Linked DNA regions of Homo sapiens: region 2 is linked to region 1. A link is a loop called in an ENCODE intact Hi-C map of the cell type or tissue named here. Cell type or tissue: ovary. All regions are shown on one strand. Links, peaks and the distances in the headings refer to the core of each region. The heading gives the core; the rest is flanking DNA.

Region 1 (11,860 bases), core at 2,599-10,598:
ATTAAAGTGACATCAACTTAGTGAGATATTTTGTCCATGAATACAATGAGTATTCATTTTAAATGTGGTAAATTTTCAACATCCTATAGTAAGTTTTGCGAGTTTATGGACCAAATAATTTATGTATATACTAACAGTATTTTAATCTGAAGCTTTGTGTTTGTTTTGTTAACCATATTAAGACCACCCCAAAACATAATCTCTGTTTGTTACTGACTAGCATTGAACTTATCTTTACCCAGCCAAAGACTTCTGCTGAGAATTATTAAATTTGTCAGATTTAACCCCAGCTTTAGCCTCCCAAGTAGGGATTACAGGCATGTGCCACCACACCTGGCTAATTTTTTTTTTTTTTTTTGGTAGAGACAGGGTTTTGCCATGTGCTGGGATTACAGGTGTGAGCCACTGTGCCTGGCCCAAAAGAATTCTTTTACATGTTATACTCAAAAGAGATCTATTTATATATTTTATTTTATAATTTAATGTTATGAATTTTAATTATAATTTTATTTTCCCATTACTACCTTTTTTTTTTTTTTTTTTGCTTTGGTGCTTTGATCTTGGGTGATTTAGGTGTCTTTAATTAGAGAAGATTTATTTGCCTTGCCATTAGAATTTTCAAATATGGACAAAAGAAAATACTTCTGTTTAACAGTTTGATTTCAAGTTATGTTATAATCTATAATTTTTTTAAGGAAGAAAATTCATTAATTGAGTACTCACAAATAGTGCTATTGTTTTCTAGCATTACTAATAGATACTTTTGTTTCTCTGATTGGAGCTTAGATGATGGCCATATGGAATAAACCAACAAAAATCCTGGTACCTCACCAATATGAGAGACTAGAGATATCAGTATGGCTAAGAGTATGCTTTTTCTAGTTTGAGTAACTAAATGTCCTAAAGTTTTTTTTTGTTTTTTAAAATAAAGATGAGGTCTCACTATGTTGCCCAGGCTGGCCTGGAGCTCTTGGGCTCAAGCAATCCTACCACTTCAGCCTCCCAAAGTGCTGGGATTACAGATGTGAGCCACTGCGCCCAGCCTAAAAATCCTAAAGTTTAAATTGGCATAAAATTTTACTATACTTTTCACTAAACTAATTTTCACGTTAGACCAATGGTTATCTGAAAAGCAAAACTCATGTTTAAGAAACCACATTTTTCTCTGTTGATGTATATTACAATTTTATGTTCCTATTGATGTGGTTTGGATTTCTGTCCCAGCCTAAATCTCCTGTTGAATTGTAATCCCCTGGATTGGAGGTGGGGCCTGGTGGGAGGTGATTGGATCATGGGCGGAGTTCTCACGGATGGGTTAGCACCATCCCCCTGGTGCTGTTCTCGTGGTAGTGAGTGAGTTTTCTTGAGATCTGCTTGTTTAAAAGTGTGTAGCACCTCCCCCTGCTCTCTCTCTTCTTCCTGCTCTGGCATGTAAGATGTGCCTGTTTCTCTTTCACCTTCCGCCATGATTGAAAGTTTCCTGAGGCCTCCCCAGAAGCTGAGCAGATGCCAGCAGCATGCTTCCTGTACAGCCTACGGAACCATGAGCCAATTCAATCTCTTTTCTTGATAAATTATCTAATCTCAAGTATTTATTTGTAGCAATGCAAGAACAGACTAAAATACCTATTAAAATTATTTTAATTTCCAAAGAGGAATAGAGAGCACCTTGTAAACCATGTACAGTAACATGCTTATTCAGAACCATCAAAGAAATGCATGTTATCACTTTCATCACTAAACTTAATCATTGTGGCAAAAATCATATTCAAACATATTGCATGTTTCTCTTCCTTCTTAGAAGATATTAAAACTAACTTAACCTCTTGATACCAAAGGTCATTATTATAAGCATTAATTATTGCTGTAGAGACTGTTTGTCCCACATGTGAAGCCTGAGTCTGTTGATGAGGTTCTTTAAATGTCTGCATCTTCTTTGTAGATTTTCTCTCTCTTCTTTTTCTATTGGTTGCTACCTCCACCTTTGGTAGTCTTTACCTGCTTTTTTGCAATTATTTGTTTGCAATTAGCAAGGGAACCTCATAACCAAGCTTATTAAAATTAGCATGTAGTCCCAGCTACTCAAGAGGCTGAGGCAGGAGAATCGCTTGAACCTGGGAGGCAGAGGCTGCAGTGAGCCGAGATCGTGCCACTGCACTCCAGCCTGGGTGACAGAGGAAGACTCTATCTCGGAAATCAAGGACATGGACACACATGGAGTGAGGTTAACTGCGGAGGTTTAATAGGCAAAAGAGAGAGGAGAACAGCTCTCTCTCCTGCGCGTGAGAGAGGCACCCAAGTGGAACTTCTGGCCCATGCACAGGTATTAATAGACAGGCTTGAGGAGGCAATATCTGATCTACAGAGGGCCCAAAGATTGGTTGGACCAGGTGTGATGTTTACATAGCACGCAGGGAAGGTGGCCACCCCAACCTAATCTTCTTATTATACAAATGGTGTTTTTGCTTGGCCAGCACCATGTTACCTGCTCTTTACTGTACATGTGGCTAGCAAAGAGAAGGGAAGATGGAGCTGCCATAGTGGACATGCCTAGTCCCAGGTATTCTTTTTCCTATTGGCACAGCTGGCAGCATTCACCCGTGGAAGCTTCTAGCTTGCCTTTCTATGTCTGCAGCTTGATTTTACAGGCTGCTCTTTATTAGAAAAGAAATTATTTGGGGGCTGCTTTTCATTAAAAGGAAAACCTTACCGAGGACCTCCTTACCCTCACTATCTGCCTAAATAATTTCTTTTTAACTCCAGTATCAACACATAAGCCAGGCGTGGTGGTGCAAGCCTCTAGTGAAACTAGTTGTCCAGCTTGGCAACAAGGTGAAATCCTATCTCAGAGAGAGAGAGAAGACTGGCAACATAGACCTCATCTCTATAAACAAAAAATTAGCCGTGCGTGGTGGCACATGTCTGTAGTCCTAGCTACTTAGAAGGCTAAGGCGGGAGGATTGCTTGAGCCCAGGTTGCAGTGAGCCATTGATCACTAGCTAGCTAGCTAGACAGACAGACAGACAGACAGACAGATATTTTAGACTAAAAACTTTAAAATAAAATTGAATATGAACAGACTTAATGAGAAGAGCCTAAGGGGCTCTGATGAAATTTCTCTGTGACTTCTCCTCTTCAAAGCCAATTCCATATTTCAAGTTGTAGCTCTCTTGTCTGCTCCCCTGTGAGGCCTCCCAAGCAAGACCAGTCAATTTCTCCCTCATCAGTGCAACATTTTTAAGACTTTAACATAGCTGATACCCCCAGCTAGTACACTCAGAGCTAAGAACCCAAGCAGTATGCCTATGGCCTTAACCACTTCACTATTATTAAGAAAAACTATACAAATCTTAGCGATAAGGTATGGAATAGGTGGAGGCATGTCCTGACAAAGGCATGCCAGGGCATTGTTTAATGACCCAATCAGGGATTAATTCCCTAGGCCAACATATTGGTGTTTGAACTTGCTGTTTACTATTTGGTTAGATACCAGACACAATAAAGTTACATGTTAATTTGTAGGTTTCAATCTGGTAGACAGGATCACCTCAAAAGTTATGGTTTTATTACTTTGTAGGCATTTGTCAGGTTTGTATATAACCCAGAAATTTTAAGTGCTTGTAAATTCCCGGTTCTTCAGTTGTGCTTGGAACAAAGTTTACCGTGGTATCGGCCCCCTCATTAATGAGTTAAATACTTTTGAAGTGTGTTCATTTTATGAGCCCATGAGAGTCATGTTTTTAACTTTTAAAAAATTATACTTTGACTCAATACTTTTACTTATAATAAAGATTGAAATGTTGTAGTTTTAAGTCATTACTTTGATTTTTTTCCAGTAAGAAAAATACATAATTTATATTTTCCTCAAAACCAAAATATTTTAGAAGAGCAGGGAAAGAGTTTAGGCTACAAGGAAGTAGTTGTGTGTCCCAACCACTTCCTAAAATCATTAACCAGAAATTCCCATAAGTCTTCATAAACATTTCTTTAGTGGTTCTCCAAATGGTTATCATTATGCAGCTGCCCTATCCACTACTGCGAGTTCCTAAACAACACAGACTTTGTCCTGATAGACCGAGATGATGCTTGGCAAAGTAAGCTCATAAGTGCTGGAAGAAAGAATTTTGAGTGTGTGAAATGCTTTGGCACCTGTAAGGTGTTAAAAAATATTTTTTCTAGTACTCGAGTGCTTCTTCCTTAAATATGTACTTTCTTCTTCCTAGTTTGGAGGAAGAAATAATAAGAATTTTTTTCCCACAATTTTCACATGGGTGGGCTGCCATAAAAAGCAAAACAGAATCCCTTCAGACCAGCATGGCATCTTAGTTTCATGTTTCCCATGTCCCAGGTGGCCGATCAAATATGATTTGTTTTTCCTCTTAATGTTCTGATGTGAGTGTATTGATCTGCAGTGGTTAGACACTTTGCCGCAACTGGGATTTACTTGAATGTTGAGGCTTGGAACTGATTGTGGAGACCTGAATCAGCCTTCCAGCAACTTATTTAAACAGAATTATTACTTCCTATAATTATTTTTTTTTTCAGCTCCTGGAAACATCCCTGCAAGACTAACTTGGGTTGTAGAGAAATACTCTGGAAGCTTTGTAGTCTCTTAATATACACAGCCATTGCCAAGTGATTAGACAATCAGAAAGAGTCAGTAGACCTTCCCTGTTTTTGTTCTGGGAGGTTAGTATTGCTTCTGTCTTGAAAGCCTGAGGACTACATTTAGGATCAGCATAGGTTTCATTTTTCTAAGACACACTTTTAAATCAAATCATGTTTATGGCTAATCGCGTTTTCAAAAAACATAGAAACAGAAATCTAAAATGAACAAGAAAGAAAAGAAAAAAACCCTTTATAGTGATAAATGAAATGTCACCTACACATGCCTCTTGAACTGATCTTATCAGCGGATGGGGAGCTTCACAGGAAGCTGCCGGTCGCTGCTGCCGTCCACAGAGGGGGAAATCCTGTTTTGAACCAGGTAGCACCAGGGCCGTTTGCTGTTGGAAGAAGTAGAATATTTCCTCCCCATCTGCTGTTGTTTTCCATTAAAGGGGATAAAAATTAGAATTACATGAGAAGATACCAAAAGTCACAAAATTTTCCATTATTTTTACATTCTTTTTCTCTTGTCAAGGTAAAGTCTGATTTCAACATATGAGAAGTCTGAATATACTTTATATATTCGAGTATATAAAGTCTGAATCAAGTCCATCGACAGGAGGGGTTGTGGTGTGGTTTCACTTTTCTATACAACTGTGCTGTGAGGGGTATTGATGAGGAATAAGGATTTATATTTACAAGAATTCATATTATTTTTTAAAAAGCATTATTATAAAGACAAATAATGGGTATTCAAGTGGTGAGATTTCTAATTTTTTCTTGATTTAAATCAGAGTGGCTCCCCAACTTGGCTTATCATCAGATTTGCCTGGGGAGCTTTAAAAATACAGGTGCTTAGCTGGGCACAGGTGGCTCAGATTGGCCTGTAATCCCAGCACTTTGCGGCAGATGGATCGTCTGAAGCCAGGAGTTCGAGACCAGCCTGGGCAACATGGTAAAACTCTGTCTCTACAACAACAATTAAAAAAAAACCCACAAAAATTAGCTGGGTTTGGTGGCCCATGCCTGTAATCCCAGCTACTTGGGAGGATGAGGCAGGAGAATCACTTGAGCCTGAGAGAAGGAGGTTGCAGTGAGCTGAGATCGAGCCACTGCACTCCAGCCTGGTTACACAGTGAAACCCTGTCTCAAAAAAACAAAACAAGACAAAACAAAAGGAACCCTTAAACCTATTTTCAACTTAAAATTTGAGTTTAATTAAAAATTTTTTTAAATTAAAAATAGAAATACAGGTGCTCAGGCCCCACCCAGAGAGATTCTGATTCAGGTCTGGGATGGGGCCCAAGAACCTATTTTTAAGAGACTTCTCAAGTGACTCAAATGAACAGCAGGTTTTGAGACCCTATGGTTTAAGTTATTAAGGTGGTTCTTTAAAACCATTTTCTCCAGTATTGACAGCAGAGGGGTTCCCATAAAACCTCAAAAGATTTTAAAGTGATTAATCAAATCAGCCACACAGAGTCAGTCTTTCTCTACAGGAGCAGAGCTGACAGTGATTCTTCCTGACAAAGTAGGAACCAAGTTGACAAGACCCACCAGGTGCTAATGTAGGCTTCCCAGTAAGTGGTAAGAACCACTGGCCCTTTGCCTTTTGCACAGGCAGCTGAGGAATGATTTCTTAGCTGGAGAACACAGGATGGTACATTAGTCTTTTCCACAAATTTTCGCTGCCAGACTTGTGTCAAAATAAGTCCTGGGACCAAATCTAGTTTGAAAAAGGTGCTCATCACACTGATGAGGCTTCAAGCACTGGCCAGAGTGGCTCCCTCAGGAGAGATGGGCACAGGCTCTACTCCTCAGGACCCTTAGAGCCGCCTGTCCAAGGGAGGGTGCCTTCAGTTCAGTTGGCTAGACAAGCTGCGAGTTGCTGATTCATTTGTTAGTGAAACAAGCACCAAATTTCATCTTTAAAATAATTCCTGCAGATATCGTGTTTTGAGACAGTTCAGTATATACCCATATCTAAATGTTGTAGTTTGCAACAGTTAAATTGAGAGTGATGAGTTCACTTAGAATATGGTCCGCTTTACACCCCCTCTGTTTGCATAATGGCCCTCAGTGAAGTGGGCCTCCGTTTCCATCTGTATGTGATGGTTATGTGCATGGCCTGGGTTTCTGGCTCACCAACAGTCTCAATGAAAAGGCATCTACTCCTCCCAGCTCTCATAAATGACTTCCGCAGGGAGAGCAAGGGAAACTTCTTTGGCTCATATCTGTGTGGTTAATTTGTCCAAGATCCATGATGCAACTAGTAACTCCAGTTCCCACACACACAAAAACTGAGATGAAACAGCCTCTCGTTCGGCTTAATGCCGTATGAAAGCTAAACTTTAGAGTTAGGTAAAATATCTATTAAAAATGCTGGCCAAAATTCAATTAAATGACAAATCTCATTTAAGAAATGTGCACATATTGTCTGCTTTATGGTGTAAACTGCTTTTGGTACAAAACAAATGTGCAAGCAGATGGGCTTAATAACGAAGGAGGGAGTGGGGTTGCTATCAGCCTTTGGGAGGCAGAGCCTGCCTCAGGAGGCGCCTCTGACGTCAGTGTTGCTACATTTAGCATCTCAGGAAAATACATTTGGGTTTGTTTTTTGGAAGAACATGAAGGGATTTTCCCCATTTCTTCTGTAAATATCTACTAGGCAAGAGATCTGGTAAAATGCCTCAAATAAGACTTTCAAAAGACTGGCAATATTTTGCAAAGGTCATGATCAAAAAGAACAACCTTTGTCTACATTCCTATCACATGTGTCCATTGACCATTTAACTCTCTCCACGTTTAGATACGGTTAATTTCTTGTTTCTTTTACCACAGAGCTTCCAGATGCAGCAGGACTGTCGTCAGAGCCTTTGCAAACCCTGGGAACTGCCAGACTCATTCTTGGTTGTGCTGCTTTTAAAGTCCTACCTCTCTCATTCTGTTTAGACTTCTATAGGCATAAGCTGCTGTCTTCAGCCATGTATGCACAGTGAACACTGATTTGGAATGCTTAGCCATCGTGGTATCAGAAATGAGAGCTGGAATGTCTGAACAGTGTGGGCTGAAAGCAAAACCACCTCCATTTTTCTAGCTGTTCATCTTGAATGTGACCACAGCCTTTCAGCATTCCAGAGAGGTGCCTTCTCTTCCCCGCTATCCTCTTTGGGCCATCAAGGATTGGTTAGGAAGGTGCCCCCACCCCTTCCCCTGGTGCCTTTGTAGGGCGACTTGGCTCCCAGCTTGTCCTCTGCCTCCTGCCTGACAGGAGCACGCCCTATGGCTGTCTTCCCAGCCCCTCTGCAGGCACATTCCCAGCGGGTGCTGAGAGCATTTGGCTGAGCTTGCTCCTTTTTTCAGCCTTGGCCTTGGTCTGCGCCCCTGACCGGGCAGGCTGTACAATACGCCCTTAGCTTGTTCATTCTTTCCAGCTCCTGCCGGCTTTGCCCTTGTGGAACTGGCTCTTACCCCGCTCAGCACGGAACCCAAATGCCTGATTTATGTCTGCTGGCTTGAAAAAGAACTTAGCACAGTGAAATTCTAGCATTGGCCTGGTACTTTTGAGTGACATTCAGAGGCATATCGTGGGTGCTCAATAAATGATTGCTGATAGAACAGATAGATGGATGGAGGAATCAAGCGTAATCTCTTCTGGTTTTAAAATGATTTTCTACTTAGATTCTTGGCTTTGAGTCTCCAACATTTCAGATTCTTCGATTTTATCTAGTTAAACACGTAGGCAAACTCTTGACCCACTTTCAGTGCCCTATGGTCAGTTAGCATTTTTGCAGTAGTGCACAGTCTGTCTTCCAGTTTGCTAAAATTTATCTGTTCTTCAAGCCACCTGCAAGCTCAATTAATGTTTGAGTTTTGTTTGAGGGTGGTAAGTTGGATAAACAAAGCAAATTGTAAATCCTGATTCAGCTCTCAGGCACGAGAAGTTTGTAACCATATTTTAAACAGGGTATTTTGATTAATTTTCTGGTTAATAGAGAGTTCGGATTTTAAGTATATTTACATCCCCTTCCATTTCAACCCATTCTTACAAATTTTTCTAAAATGTGTTCCTTTACTTAGTGGAAGCAGTTCCCTCCTAAGTGGAGTCTGCTGAACATAGTTTATTCTTTCTGTGACAGCTTGATATTGTTTCTTCCCCACAGTCAACATTATGCACATGAGTTATTTTAAGGTACGGGAGGAAGGGTGTGGGAGTCGGGGAGGAATGTGTTCACTGTGGCTGGCCATGGGCAGAGAGTAATGTGAGGTAGCAAAGAAGTGGTTGCGTGGGGCCAGATGATGCATTAGATGCTGGCTTTGACATTCATTTAATAGGCAGTAGATGTTTTTGAGCAAAGGGAAGAGCTGTGCTTTAAGAAGTGGTGTTAGGGTTGATGGCAGAGGGAGGAGCCTGGAAAGGGCCTCTGACAACAGTCTACAGGCAGATTAGCCCAGGTCGGCATGGGCAGGAGGGAGCTGGGGAACATTTTGAGATGACAGAGTCGAGGAGACTTGGTGACTGCTTGGTGAGGGGATGAGATAGAGAGGAATCAGAGATGCTGGGGCTGGGGGACTGGGAAGATGATGATGATTAGCAATGAGGAGTTGGGCTGAAGGTGGTTTTGGAAACCATCTGTGTGTACAGAGATGATTGTTCAAGTCCTGCCTCTTCTCTTCACCAGTGTTTGACTTTGGGCTTACTTAATGAGTCTCCTGAAGCCTCAGTTTCAACATCTCTAAATAGGGGTAAAAATGTCTTTCATTGGCTTTAGGCCAATGTCTCTCCCATGGAAAGTAACATGCAACAGCTACTGCCAATGCTGCCACCATTGGAACTGGACATAGACCATCCTGGTGAGCAGTGCCCTGTTCCTGGTTTTATTCCAGTTAAAGTAATTTCATTCACAGGCTTGTGGGGCCCATTCAGATTGAGTAACTTGTTTGCTCATTGGGGCATAACATCTGCGAAACTAATGACAATATCCCTCAGGCTCTAACTGGAAAGCTCTGTTGAGGTCAGTCTTCTTCCTCTAAGTGTATCTGTTTGTCTAAGCTCTGGTTGGCCGTAGCTGTTGCTAGGCTGATTCTGTTTTAAGCAAAATTAGAAAGTCGATATGAACTGGTTATACTAGACTGCCTTCTTTAGGAAAAAAAAAAAAAGCTCTCTCTTGATTCATCTTCAGTTTGCTATTTCAAAATCACATAGTTATGATATGAATATGCAACATTGTGTTAAATTTAATAAAAATGCTATAAAAATGGAGTGTTAATTTATAGATGATTCTCAGATATTGTCTAAGAATAAAGGAGAGAATGTGTGCCTCAAAGGAGAGCTGCATATTGATGAAATCCTTTTCCGCTGTGGAATTGGTGCTCTCTCTAAATAGATGATTTTGGCCTTGGTTTAATTTTTACAAATCTTTATAGAATATTAAGTAATATTTTATAGACTTGAGATGGCTCGGGCTGTGGAACAGTAGATAATCTCTCCATGATCCTGCCCAACGCAGACCTTGGTTCAGTAGGGAGGACCTTGGAGTGCACGGTTTGGGAGCAGAGGCCACCCATGGTGAGGAGAGGGGCCCTAGAAAGCTGACTTGCTCAGCCTTCTTCAGGATTCCAGATGAGTCAAGACAAGCCCTGGCATGGAGATAAGAAAACACTACCTCTGCTGACCTCCTGTGAGATGGCTTCTATTTTGGCCTCTTCCAGGATCCCTAGGTCCATGTAGAATATATTTAAGAAGGGAGGGGAAAAAAAGAAAAGAAAAAGTGCCTTAGCTAACCCTGAAAAACAGGACAAAAACAGTAAGCAGAGATAGCAGTTGCTGGAAGTTTGGTGCTGCAGACGGCGCAATCTGCCATCCCATTTGTTGATCTCGCATGCCATGCTTCAGTTGGCACCGCGGCTGCCAGGAACCACCCCCTCCTTTTCCATCTGAAGCAGGAAAAGCAGTATTATAACAGTGTTAACTCTTCCTGCCCTACAGCCTAGAGCTTCTTCTTCTGCACTGGAGGCTTACTAATCTCGGCCACGTTAGGACCTACAGAGATGACAGAATCGAAGAATTTTAGAAGAGGAAGGGGCCTGAGGGAATTTTTAGAAAAAGAAAAGCAGCACTTAGTCTTCCCAGATTAGACTGCATGTGACAGTGGGGAGAGGTCATTTGAATTTTGAAGAATGATGACCACTAAGGAAATCTATTTTTTACCAGGATCTGATCTAAATCCTGGCAAATCAACACGGATAGCTGGAGGTGGGACAGGGCTGGAGAAGCCTACTGAGCTGGACTCAGAGAAAAGCAAGACCAGGTAGATGGAGGTGAAACGGCAAGGCCTAGGAAGAAAAAAAACAATCCAGCACCCTTAGAAGATGCCATGACATTTTAGGAGGTAAATTGTTTAGTCCTGGTAACAATTTAGGGTACAAAATGCAAATATTAATTAAATAAGCAATCACTTAAAATCACTCATAATGCCTTTCCTGTCTTGTTTAACATGCTTTTATGGAAATGGGAGAAGAGAGCCCAATTCCAGGAACATGGTGAAGTCCAAAACTTATTAACATCACTGTTATCAAATGTGCGAGGGAGATGGCGGTTTAGATTGTAAAAGATACTGTGAATAGCTTTATTCAGGTTAAAGAAATGGAAGTTATCATTTTTAGTGAATTAGTTAATTTGTATATATAAATGCTTAGGACAATGCCTGGCACATCATGAGTACTAATAAGTACTGTGTGTTAGTTGCTGCTGTTACTGTGCTGTTATTGTTATTAATTATTAGGATTTTCAGAACTAGAATTCATATAGTCTTTCAGCAGGAAACATGTATCAAAGTTCACACAAAAATTCTGTTTATAGTCCTCAGCTTAGAAAATATCAGATGAAGTTCTTCTTTAAGATGCTTAATTCTTGGAAATACCCTCTGTCCTGGTTGGAAAACTGATTTTCTGCTACTCTGTTGGGTCTGATCAGGGTGGAGGAGAAGCTACCAACTCAGAGCCCAGGGCAGGGCCTTTGCCACCAGGCATTACTTGAAGTAACCCTCTGTTTTATGTGAAATGGGATTCAAGTATTATAATCAAATTGTGTGTGCTTGTTTTAGACTTAAGGCCCATAAATATCCCATAGCTTCTTTAGGGAACAGTCAGGTAATTAAAGAATGAGAAGATGACCCCTGGCCCAGGAAGGAGATAGTCCCAGATGCTCTCTCAAACTAATCCTCTTCAAACTAAAAACAGGCCGGGCACA
Region 2 (11,860 bases), core at 1,501-9,500, 140 kb after region 1:
AGCTCTACAATAGCCAAAATACATAAGAATTATGGTTTATAAAGTGAAAAAAGACAAAATTATTTCATCTGTTCCTTATAAATAACACAAAATTGATAGTAAAGTACACCAACTTGACTTTGGGTGATCTGAATAAAATTTGGGTTTGCTTAATATTTAATCTCACTCCTTATTCATTTGACAATGCTCATTAAAGTTTTGGGATTTGCTTTTAATTCTCTTTCCCCTCAAATCATAGACACAGAAGAGATTTGACTCACAGCTCACTAGAGAAGTATCAAATGATGAAAAGAAAGCTGACTGCCATTTCCTACCTTTTGGACAAATGCTGTTTTGCTTTTAGTACCAAGAATGGGAAGTAAAACATTTCCTAAAGTTGCATAGGAATAATGGTTGACAAGAGTCATGGAGGAAAGGAAGAACGAGGAAGATGAAGAAGCTGCTAGAGCCAGGCAGGCCTCTCCCACTGAGGCATGGTGAGCCCCACCTAGTGAGGGGGCAGGCACTGGGGTAGAGCATCTATTGTTCAGGCTGGTGTGAGGCTCCTTTATCTGGAGAATGGTTGCAAAGGTAGGAAGAAGTCGAGACTGGACTCATACTATCACTAGCTGAAGCACACTCTATTCTGACATTAATCAGGTTTCTAAGCATATACCCTAAATCACAGCTCTCTTCATAGTATGCAGGAAGGACTCTTTTCCTAACTCCTAGCTTCAGGAGATAGGTTGTTAGGGTAATGGTTCCCAATGGCTTTTAAAATGGTTCCTAATGATCCTCCTGGTATTCACTCTTTTCTGTAATCTGTTCCTTTTGAGTATGGACTAAACCTAGTTGGCTGGTTTCTAATGAAGTGATTAAGGTAAAAGTTATGGGATGTTTTTTCCAAGATTAGGCTATAAAAGACTGTGATTTCTGTCTTGCTGGCACTCTTTCTCAGGCTAATACTCTCTCCAGCTCCTCACGTTTCCTTTGAAGAAGCAAATGGAAAGGCCCATGTGGCAAAGAACTGAGGGTGGCCTCCAGCTAACATAACTAAGAACTTGAGGCCCTCAATCCATTAGCCTGCAAGGAACTGAATCTTACATCATCTGAATGAACTTGGATGAAAACTCTTCCCAATTTGAGCCTTCAGATGAGACCATGGCCCTGGCAGATACTGTAATTGCAGCTTTATAGGAGACCCTGAAACAGGGATCCCAGCTAAGGTGTAAGCAGATTCCTAATTCACAGAAATTGTGAAATAATAGTTGTGTGTTGTTTTAAACTACCAAATTTGTAATGAGGCTATAAAAAACTAATTCAGTTGTTAAAAAAATAAAAGCTCCTCAACACCCCCTCCCCGACCCCAGAGGGAATGACTCTGAGGGTCTTTTTCCTCGGCTTGTGGAAGCCTCTGCAGTAACCACCTAAGCCTGGACCCTGCTCCTCCCTTTGGCATGACTGACACTTTCACAAATTAGGTCCTCTCCAGTTCACTGCATAGTCTCTCTCTGTCATCCAAGGGCTTCTGCACTTTCCCCAACATCTGAAATAAATAATATGATGTTTGAGCAAACTTCCTAGTTCCATGCTTCAGTGACCAGACCAGATTGGAATCTAAGTGCATGTGTGGTTTCTAAGATAAATCATCCATCTTTATTATGTATCACTAATTGTACTGTGGTTTGCAGCTTCAATTTACTATTTACCAACTAGTATGAAAACAGTTCAGTATTTTAACAAGTACTGCTGTGCCAATGCATACTGGCTGAATATCAGTCCTAGTTTATGCTGTAAGTTTAATTTGCTTGATAAGAATCTACTTTCTTTCAATAAGTTTTCAATACAGTATAAGTGTATGAGTTTGAATGTCAAGCATAGTAACATTCTAGGGAAATTTCAATTCTTTAATGTAAATTTTACAACTTCTTTTGGCCATCTCAGTCTTTAAATTACGAGGGTATTACTTTATGGAAACTTGTTTTATTGGAATTGTTTTATTTATAATGCCCATCAATGTAGTGAGGAGCTTTGACACAAGTTATAGTTACATGTTCATACAGGCACTGACAGATGGCGCAAGGAAGATAAAAGGGGGCCACAAAAAGGAAACAAAAATGAGGCCAAAACTTAGTCTGCAGGAAACAACAACAGAACATTAATTACTTCCAGCCAGTCATCCGAGATTTGGTTTAGGCATGTTTGGGATAGAGGCAGTGTATACTTGTGTAAATGACAGACAAACTGAGAATAAAAGTTAATTATTACAGTAAAATTTATTTGCTGTATTAAGCTGTCTTTATTATTCCAACCCATCCTGATCTTTCCTTGCTCTGAATTACAGTCATGCTTCACTTAATGACACAAATATATTCTGAGAAATGTGTTGTTATGTGATCTAATCTTTGTGCAAAAATCATTGTGTGTGTTTACACAAACCTAGAGGGTAAACTCTACTACACACCTAGGCTTTATGGTAGAGCCTATTGCTCCTAGGCTGCGAACTTCTATAGCATGTTGCTGGACTGAATATTGTAGGCAGTTCTAACACAACGATAAGTATTTTTGTATCTAAACATATCTAAACATAGAAAAAGTACAGTAAAAATATATTATAATCTTATAGTACCACTATTGTATATGCAGTCTGTTGTTGACTGAAATGTCATTATGTGACACATGACTGTACTGTATCACCCTACATTTCACATACTTTTTCCCCATTGATTTTGTTTTCCAATACAAAAATAATACATGCTCACTGTAAAAAGCAAAAACAAAAAAACCAAAAAACTCTAGGAAAATAGACTAGTGATTAAGAACAGAGACTTAGAAATCAGACATGCCTTCTCGACTCCAGTATTCACTATTTAAGTTCATCTTTCTGGGTCTGTTTCCTCATCTATAAAAACTAAAACTCACCTCCCAGAATTGTTGTAGGTATAAAATTGGAGATTGCAGGGAAATGAGACTTCAGACAAAGTGCACAGATAGTTGTGTAAACTCATCCAGAATATGAATGTAAACCCCAAATATAAAAAGACAATAGTATGGCATGAACTGAGTTTTGCAGATCTGGTGTGACCCACATGATCAGACAGTGTCACCAGCAGCTGCACCCCACCTTTGGGAACCCTGGGGTCCAAGGAAAGAGCACTAAGGTGGCTGCAAGTACTTCTTCTCAATGAGAATGCCTAGGAGCTTCCCGTTTCCTTGACTAAATAAATCAGAAACTTAATCTAACATTATAGTGAGTGGGTTCATGCATATTTGTGTACTTCTTTTGTTTGGGAAAGATCTCTTCCTCAAAACCTGTAACCCATGGAAACACTGCAAATGTTATATGTAAAATGCTTACCACAATGCCATATGGTAAGCACTCAATACATTTAAGTGATTTTAATTTTTTTAATTCATTAAACAAGTCATATCAAAAATTAATTACTAATGATTACCATTATTCAAAGAAAAATTTAAATCACCAATAACTCTATTTCTAAAAGAGAACTATGGTTAATATTTTGGTGCATGAGTTTCCTGACTTTTCCCTCTTCTCTATAATAATAAATATTTTACATACTATTTTAAAGCTGTCTTTTCTATTTAAATTTGTATATTTATTTCTTTTCCTATACATACATTTTAAAACAATTTTCAATAATTACAATAAGTTCGTGACCAGCCTAGGAAACATAATGAGACCCTGTCTCTACAAAAAACTTAAAAATTGGCTGGGTGCAGTGGTGTGCATCTGTAGTCCCAGCTACTTAAGAGGCTGAGGTGGGAGGATCACTTGAACCCAGGAGATTGAAGGTGCAGTGAGCTATAGTCACACTGCTGTGCTCCAGCCTGGGTGATGGAGTAAGACACTGTCTCAAAATAAAATAAAATATAAATATAAATAATAATCCTTTATGTCTATAATCCCTGCTGTTTGATATTTAATTACCCACTTGTATATAAAAGACATATAGATAATACATTTATATCATAAATATATTAACATGTACACACTTTTAAGGTTTGGACTAATATTCAAACTGCCCTCTAGAAAGTCTGGCTGTATGATGCACTGTCCCACCAACAGCTGCACTGTTGTCAACACAGTACCATAAAATTTCACATTTTTAGCCAGTCTTAATTTGTTCTTCGATTTTCATTACAAAATTCTTAAGGGCAATAGTTGTTTTCTTTTGTTTTTACATCCCCCACAATGCCAAAACAGTGTCAGACATAAAGAAATATTTTAAATGAATTCTAACCTTATCTTTAAAAAGCATATTTATTTCAGCCTTAGGTGGAGAGGGAGGTCTGCTATAGAGGTGCTGTGGGATTCAGGAAAAAAAATAACAACCCTGTAATTCTGTATTTTAACAAGAGAAAGGAGCTAATCATAATTTAGTCTCATTCTGACCAATTAAAATAATATATTGTATGAAATGAAAGAATATTTATCTCAAGGTTTGAATCTTCATATATTACTATATATCTACTTCCAAATTCAAAGAGGGAGCCATCAAAGACCATTGTAGACTGGAATTGGATATTTCTTTATCGGAATAATTACCACTAAGAGAATAAAAATAAACACACTTCTGATAAATTCTCATTGCCTGGTGGAAAGGCTAAATGCAATTCTAGCCTGGGGTCAAATTTTTGCTTATAAAGTTATTTTTCTGTGCTAAACTGAAAAAAAAAAAAAGAAACAAAAGGGATTGTCTGATATTCATACTCTAATATTCAATACAGGCCCAATCATGCAAGATACGTTTAAATCTTTAACACCTAAGGAAGATGAATTAAGCTTTAATGTAGTATTTAAGAAAAAAGCAGGTGTCACTAATGAGGTATAACAGTTAGACTTTCCATCTTCCTTGACAAGGTCAGTTGCCAAAATCATTTTGTTTCATCATGTTATAACAGATTTTTAGCGCACATATCAAAACTCTGACCTAACAAATGGTATGCAAAAGGACAAAAATGGCATTTACTCTTATAAATTTGCAAATATTTTGTGCTTAATGGTACTGTCATAATAGGATTTACAATTAGAAAATCTCAATGAGGTATTTTAAAATCTAATTTAAAACATATAAGCAACAAAGTTAAAAATGCTTCAACAATTATGTTGGTTCGGGTACCCAGTTCAAATTGAGTAATTTCTGAACATTATATAACTTAGGTGAGTTTGCTTTTTAAGAAATCAAGACTAAAATGTTACAATTTATGAAATAAATGCTGAATTATGAAAGGGATGCAAAAAAGTACTTTTCTACATTGTTTAAACACAATCCTTTATGATTCTAATGATAATTTTCCATAATAACTGAATAAAAGAATAAGTTGAATCTGAAGTATGCATGAGCATACAAATGGGAGAATGATTTCTGTATGAGCTCAATGTAATTATACAACCTAGGCTTGATTTCTAAAGACAATTGAGGCTCCTTTTCTTTTTAGCTATAAACAACTTGCTGTATGATATGTAATGCAAAACCGTATTTTGGGAGATTTCAAACATTTATAATCCACAGGAAAAATACTCAACACTCCTACACTATTTTTTCAAGCCCACAATAGTGCAGTCTTTCAGCTATAAAGCCAGAAGCCAGTTATAAAACCAGTACTTTTCCACTAGAGTTACTTGTGGGGCGGGGAAGGGGACGTTCAGCACTGCAAACGTTAGGGTCTAAAATAAGATCATTGCAAGGAGTTACTACAACACTTGCACTGCCAGCACTGTCATGGCAACAATGAACTAGCTAGGAGAATGCTCTTTTAACTTTCAAAGCTAATCTTGAGTCTATTGCTCATGGAAATATACCAAATTTTCTTTTAGGTAGTGCATTAAATAAATCATCTTACTAGGAATCTCTTAATATAAAAATAAGCCTTTTATACACCATATTTCCAGGATCTCAGTCCATAGAATCCTTGCGATCAGGCAACTTTTATAATGACAACATAATGAAAATTATACACCACAGTGAAACATGAAGATTCAGTAGGGTTCAAATCAGTTTCAACATGGGTCAAGGTTTAAATAAGAACTTGATATGCAACTTAATAACATCTGAGAATGTGGTTTCCCCTAGAAAAGTTTTAAGTTTTACCTTGAAGGAAAACAATTTGGGAAAGAAAGTAATATATTTTTACTGTTAGGAATCTTAACGTTAAATTTTTATTCAGATAATGAGGTATAATGTTGGAAAGCACAGACTCTTGAGTCTCACAGCCTGGGTTTTAAACCTGACTCCTCCTCTTACAGACTGAGCATCCCTAATCCAAAAATCCCAAATCCCAAATGCTCCAAAGTCTGAAACATTTTGAGAACTGACACGACACCCCAAGTAGAAAAATTCCACACACAAGTACTTAATACAGACTATTTCATGCACAAAATTATTCCAAGTATTGCATAAAAATTACCTTCAGATTATGTGATAAGGTATATATAAAACAGATATATTTTGTGTTTAGATTTGGGTTACATCCCGAAGATATCTCATTATACATATGCAAATATTCCAAAATCCAAAAAAAAAAAATCTGAAATCTGAAACACTTCTCGTCCCAAGCATTTTGTTCTGTTTTGAAACAAGGCCTCCCTCTGTTGCCCAGGCTGGAGTGCAGTGGTGCAATCTTGACTTACTGCAGCCTTGACCTCCTGGGCTCAAGCAATCCTCCTACTTTACCTCCCAAGGAACTGGGACCACAGGCATGCATCACCATGCCCAGCTAATGTTTGTATTTTTTGTAGAGATGAGGTCTCACTATGTTGCCCAAGCAGGTGTTGAACTCTGGGCTCAAGCAATCCAACAAAACCCTGGGATCACAGGTGTGAGTCATGGTGCCCAGCCTGGTCTTAAGCATTTTGGATAAGACATATTCAACTTGCATTAGCTATGATAACTTGGGCAAGTTTTTAACCCATCTGGGCCTTGTTTTTTCTTGACAGATAAAATGGGAATAAAAATATCTACTCATACAATGTTGGGAAGGTTGAATGAATTATTACATGAAAAGGGCTAAGGGTTAGGTGTGGCATACAGAATGCCTTTTCTTCTTGTTTTCAAAAGCATACAGACTGCTAATGGCTCTTTAAGACAACTTGATTCCAATCCCATGGCACATTTTAAAGCAGACAGGAAAGTCTGGTGCCACCTCTGCCCCTCCCCTCCCATCCACCCCAATTCACAGAAGATAAACTAGGCAGGCATTGGGAGCTCAGCAGGAGCCCCAAAGACACCTGCCAGATATTACCAAGCAAATTCAACCTTGCTTAGTTCCTTTCTTCTAAATTATATCAGGCTGTCTGATACAGAAAGCACTGTTTTGAAGACTTTCTGCTTAGTATGTCAAGCTCCCATTGGGGGAAGCACAGTAGAAACACTGATAGGGCAGCTCTAATGTCCTCATTAAACCGTCAAGGAAAGAAACTTCTGTAGTAGATAACTTGCTTGGAGTACTAGACATGAATCAACCAGGAGCAGAGTATTCGGTTGCTTACTGGCAATACCGGCATACAAACAATCACTTGCTTTCCTATATTATGTGTCCCTGAAGACACGTTGAAATTTAAATGTTTATAAGTGAAATAAGAGACTAACTCAGTGTAAGGGAAATCCAGTTCCCAGAGAGCTAAAACAATATTTATAAAATCCTTGTAGTTCCTAGAGGCACTATTTCCCCTAGGACCAATGAACCTTTAAAGTAGCTTAAAACTTTCTCAGTTGGCTGGAGACTTGGGGGCTCTAAGGGCATATAGTGCTAGAGGGCTCAACTTCCTATCTCCTCCCCTAGAGGAAGGAGGCAGAATAGAATACTAAGTACTCACATTCACTGAGTGCTTACTGGGTTCCAGTAAGCATTGCTCATAACTCTGTAAGGGAACTGAGGCTTAAGGAGGTTATGTAACTTGCCCAGTCACACAGTTTGGCAGAGCAGGACTTAAACCCGGTCTGACTAACTTCACAGCCCATGGTCTTGACCATTATCCTCCAATGCTGTCCAGGTACTGAAGCACAAACTTTGGCCATGGGTCTCTCCATGTGCACTTGATCACCTGGATGATCCATGCAGCTGCCTCTCTGCAACCTCTCCCTGCTGGTGCCATGCTGGCATACCAGAATGATGCTGGACTCCAATGAAGGGCTGGTTGCTCCAGATCTGCTGTCACTTTGGGCAACTACTAACACTTACACTGGGGCAGTGGTACCCTATGACACGATGTATTAAAATGGAATTTAATGTACAAAAGGCAATTAGGGATTTTCAATACATGTGGATAAAGTGCGGGATGTATGAAAGTCAATCACGTAAAAATCAAGCGTATCCATTTCTAAACTAATGGCAGTTTCAAGTTTGACTCATTAGATGGAAGATCTAGATCAAATGCATCATTATCATCACCATCACAATCATCACCAATATTTGTTGTGCACTTACTATGTGTTAGGTTTACTTCTACATGCTTTACACGTTCAAATAATTCTCAAACCCACTGTATGAAGTATTATTATTATTTTACAGATAAGTAAACAAAGGTTCAAAGAGTTTATTCACAGTTAAATTTGTACAGTATACTAAAGTTTACAAAATGGTTTACCAATGTCATCTCTTAATTTTTAGAACCATACCACAAGGGAGATAATAAAATGTCAATTACTAGATGAGGAAACTGAGACTGTAGAGGTTAATTTATTCATGAGCACATGGCCAGTAAGAAAATTCAACATGACCTTTACACCATTCTGAAGTAAGATCTCTAGTCAAAGTGAGACTGTGGATACTTAGAATAGATGGTTAGGAAATAAAGTAAATCAGAAATAAAAAGTTTCTTTTGTTTTTTAAAGTATAACCTTTATTAAACTTAAGTGAAATACATAGCCTTTTCTTTCCCATGTCAAAAAATAGATAAGCATAGGGTTTGGCAGATAGTAGATACACACACATACACAAATCTAATGAATGAAATGAGAAGAAATGATTCATTAGGTTCAATGGTAAAATTTACATTGTCTCAACAAAATTTCAATTTTTCATACTCAGAATGACTGTCATCAACAAAGGTCATATGTTATAATTTAAGTCAGTCAATGTATACCTTAACTTGTTCAATGAGAAAGTAGATACATCTTAATTTGAGGTATAATCACTATCAATGACTTTGAGAGATCTTACACTGTGAGAAAACCTGTCTCCCTAACATTTAAATTACTTTTTACTTTTGAAAGGCTTCTCTTAAATATGTCCTTCGGTACCATTGAACATATCACTCTACCACTATTTTGCAAGGCTCAGTTTTTATCACATGATTGGAAGAATGTCTTGCTGTGTTTAGGCTATGAATAGCATTTGAAAAATTACTCAGTTATAATTATAGACAGCTAACACCTGCCAACTAGCTAGAAAATGAAATCATGTAAAATTTAAAGACAAGTGTGCAGTGCTTGTCAAACACAGAGGTATCAAAACAGTAAATGCTCACTTTTAGTAAGGTAAAGATTCTAATTACACTTTACTGAATATTACAATAAAAGTAAAAATTATCCTACCCATATGTTTAATTTTTCAAGGCATATATATTTGTCAGTTTGTCAATTTAAACAACTTTCAAGTTAAAATACTAAATTAATACTATTCACTAAATGAATATGTATATTCAATGAATGATTATATATACATATTAAAGTTTATTTGGGTAATATAAACCACAAAGCTCATGTCATAAATTTTTTTCCCTTTAGTATTGTTTAAAAGCTTAGGAATTAGGCCAGGCACAGTGGCTCACGCCTGTAATCCTAGCACTTTGGGAGGCCGAGGCAGGCGGTTCACTTGAGGTCAGGGGTTGGAAACCAGCCTGGCCAACATGGTGAAACCCCATCTCTACTAAAAATATAGCCGGGCATCGTGGCGGGAGCCTGTATTCCCAGCCACTTGGGAGGCTGAGGCAGGAGAATCGTTTGAACCCTGAGGGGGAGGCTGCAGTGAGCTGAAATCACGCCATTGCACTCCAGCCTGGGCAACAAGAGCAACAGTCGGTCTCAAAACAAAAACAAAACAAAAGAAAACAAAACAAACAAACAAAAAATAAATAAAAGCTTAGGAATTGTCCTAAGGTGATTTTATAATAAATGAAAGAATGTATAATTCTAAGAAGACCTCTAACTTTTAAAATTAAAAATAAGGTAATATTTATGTAAAATATAAAGCTAAAAGTATCTAGTTTTTCCAAGGTAATTCCCTATTTCATTACAATCTATCAGATTTCTTTATATAAAAGACATTAGAACATGAGAAGACAGATAATTATTATGTTGCCAAATTTAACATGAATTTTTTTGTTACAAACTAAAGGTTGTTTTTAATCTATTTATTTGAAAAGTGTGCCACAAACTGTGAGTCTACTCGTAATAGACAGATTTTAATAATAAAATACCAACTGGGAAAATCTAATAAATGCTCCTAATAGTCATCCTACAGAAACTCTCAAAGTATCTCCAGCGAAAAACGCACTTTTAAAAAAACAAGCATCTTTTAAAGTTTTTTTTTCTTTTATACAGTAACTTTATGGTACATGTATCTTTATTGACACTGGCTTATCAGTGTAGCAACCAACAGAAAAAAAAAAAAACAAGCATAAAAATAATGTTCCCATAGTGTGACTATCTAGCTAAGGATTTCATACCTAAATTTCTAGTGTGTCAATGCCCCTAGAAATACAATCACTGGCCAGGCGCAGCGGCTTATGCCTGTAATCCCAGCACTTTGGGAAGCCGAGGCAGGCAGATCACAAGGTGAGTAGATCGAGACCATCCTGGCTATCATGGTGAAATCCCGTCTCTACTAAAAATACAAAAAATTAGCTGGGTCTGGTGGCGGGCACCTGTAGTCCCAGCTACTTGGGAGGCTGAGGCAGGAGAATGGCGTGAACCCCGGAGGCGGAGCTTGCAGTGAGCCGAGGTCGCACCACTGCACTCCAGCCTAGGTGACAGAGTGACACTCCGTCACACACACACACACACACACACACACAGAAATACAATCACCAAATATTCTGAAGAATCCTTGAAATCTGATTTCCTGAGTATATTCTGCCAGCCTAATTAAAGTACTAAGTAATTTCTTTAAGGTCATTTCAAATCTTTCTCACTTAATGTAGTAAATGTGAGCTAGAAACAATGTGTCAAAGTAAACCCTATTTTCCACTGACTTCTATTTAAAAATTTAGATATTTTACCATCGTGTGAAAAAATAAACTGATTTGAGAAATTCTGACAAAGCAGAGATTAGAATTGGTGGCAAAGCTTGCTTGGTGCTGATGTACTTCCAGCAGCACTTTCATCCTTCTAAGCACTTTAAGCACGCTGCCCTCCCTGACCAGCATCAACTCTGTTCTTCCACAAATTCTAAGATTTTTCTCATGTCTATGGTTCCTTCCAGTCCATGCTAATTTGCTACAACATAAACACTGACTATTTTTAAGTTATAAAATTCTTCATGATTAATACATAACCCAAAGTAGTGCCCATTTTATTAAAATTTTAAGTGATTAAGAATCCTGTATTAGGCCGGGCACGGTGGCTCACACCTGCAATCCCAGCACTTTGGGAAGCCAAGGCAGGCAGATCACTTAAGGTCAGGAGTTCAAGACCAGTCTGGCCAACATGGTGAAACCCCATCTCTACTAAAAACTAGCTGGGTGTGGTGGCGCATACCTGTAATCCCAGCTACTCGGGAGGCTGAGGCAGGGAGAACTGCTTGAACCCGGGAGGTGGAGGTTGCAGACAGCCAAGATCATGCCACTGCACTCCAGCCTGGGCAACAGAGTGAGACTCCATCTCAAAAAACAAAAAGAATCCTTTATTATACCCAAGAT

What was found. A loop is a pair of places that touch in the nucleus more often than their neighbours do. Peaks named below come from ENCODE experiments on the same cell type or tissue, not always from the same donor. Only the 100,000 strongest peaks of a DNase experiment are listed, where the experiment ranks them.
Region 2: a loop joins it to region 1, with 5 times the contacts of the local background. A loop is called at or near these places in 23 of 110 quality-filtered maps.

Annotation. Positions count from the first base shown.
Region 1 is chr6:108,938,075-108,949,934 of GRCh38, forward strand. All of the region lies in intron 12 of ARMC2 (armadillo repeat containing 2), which reads left to right. Among named protein-coding and RNA genes, the nearest start is that of ARMC2-AS1, 20 kb to the left of the region's middle. RefSeq lists an enhancer at 7,287-7,843. In ovary, for the core only: no CTCF peak of the experiment used is centred there; DNase peaks (open chromatin) are centred at 6,873, 7,157, 7,497, 7,947 and 2 weaker places; H3K4me3 peaks cover 762 bases; H3K27ac peaks cover 6,648 bases.
Region 2 is chr6:109,074,527-109,086,386 of GRCh38, forward strand. All of the region lies in intron 1 of SESN1 (sestrin 1), which reads right to left. Among named protein-coding and RNA genes, the nearest start is that of SESN1, 14 kb to the right of the region's middle. In ovary, for the core only: no CTCF peak of the experiment used is centred there; a DNase peak (open chromatin) is centred at 5,685; H3K27ac peaks cover 2,327 bases.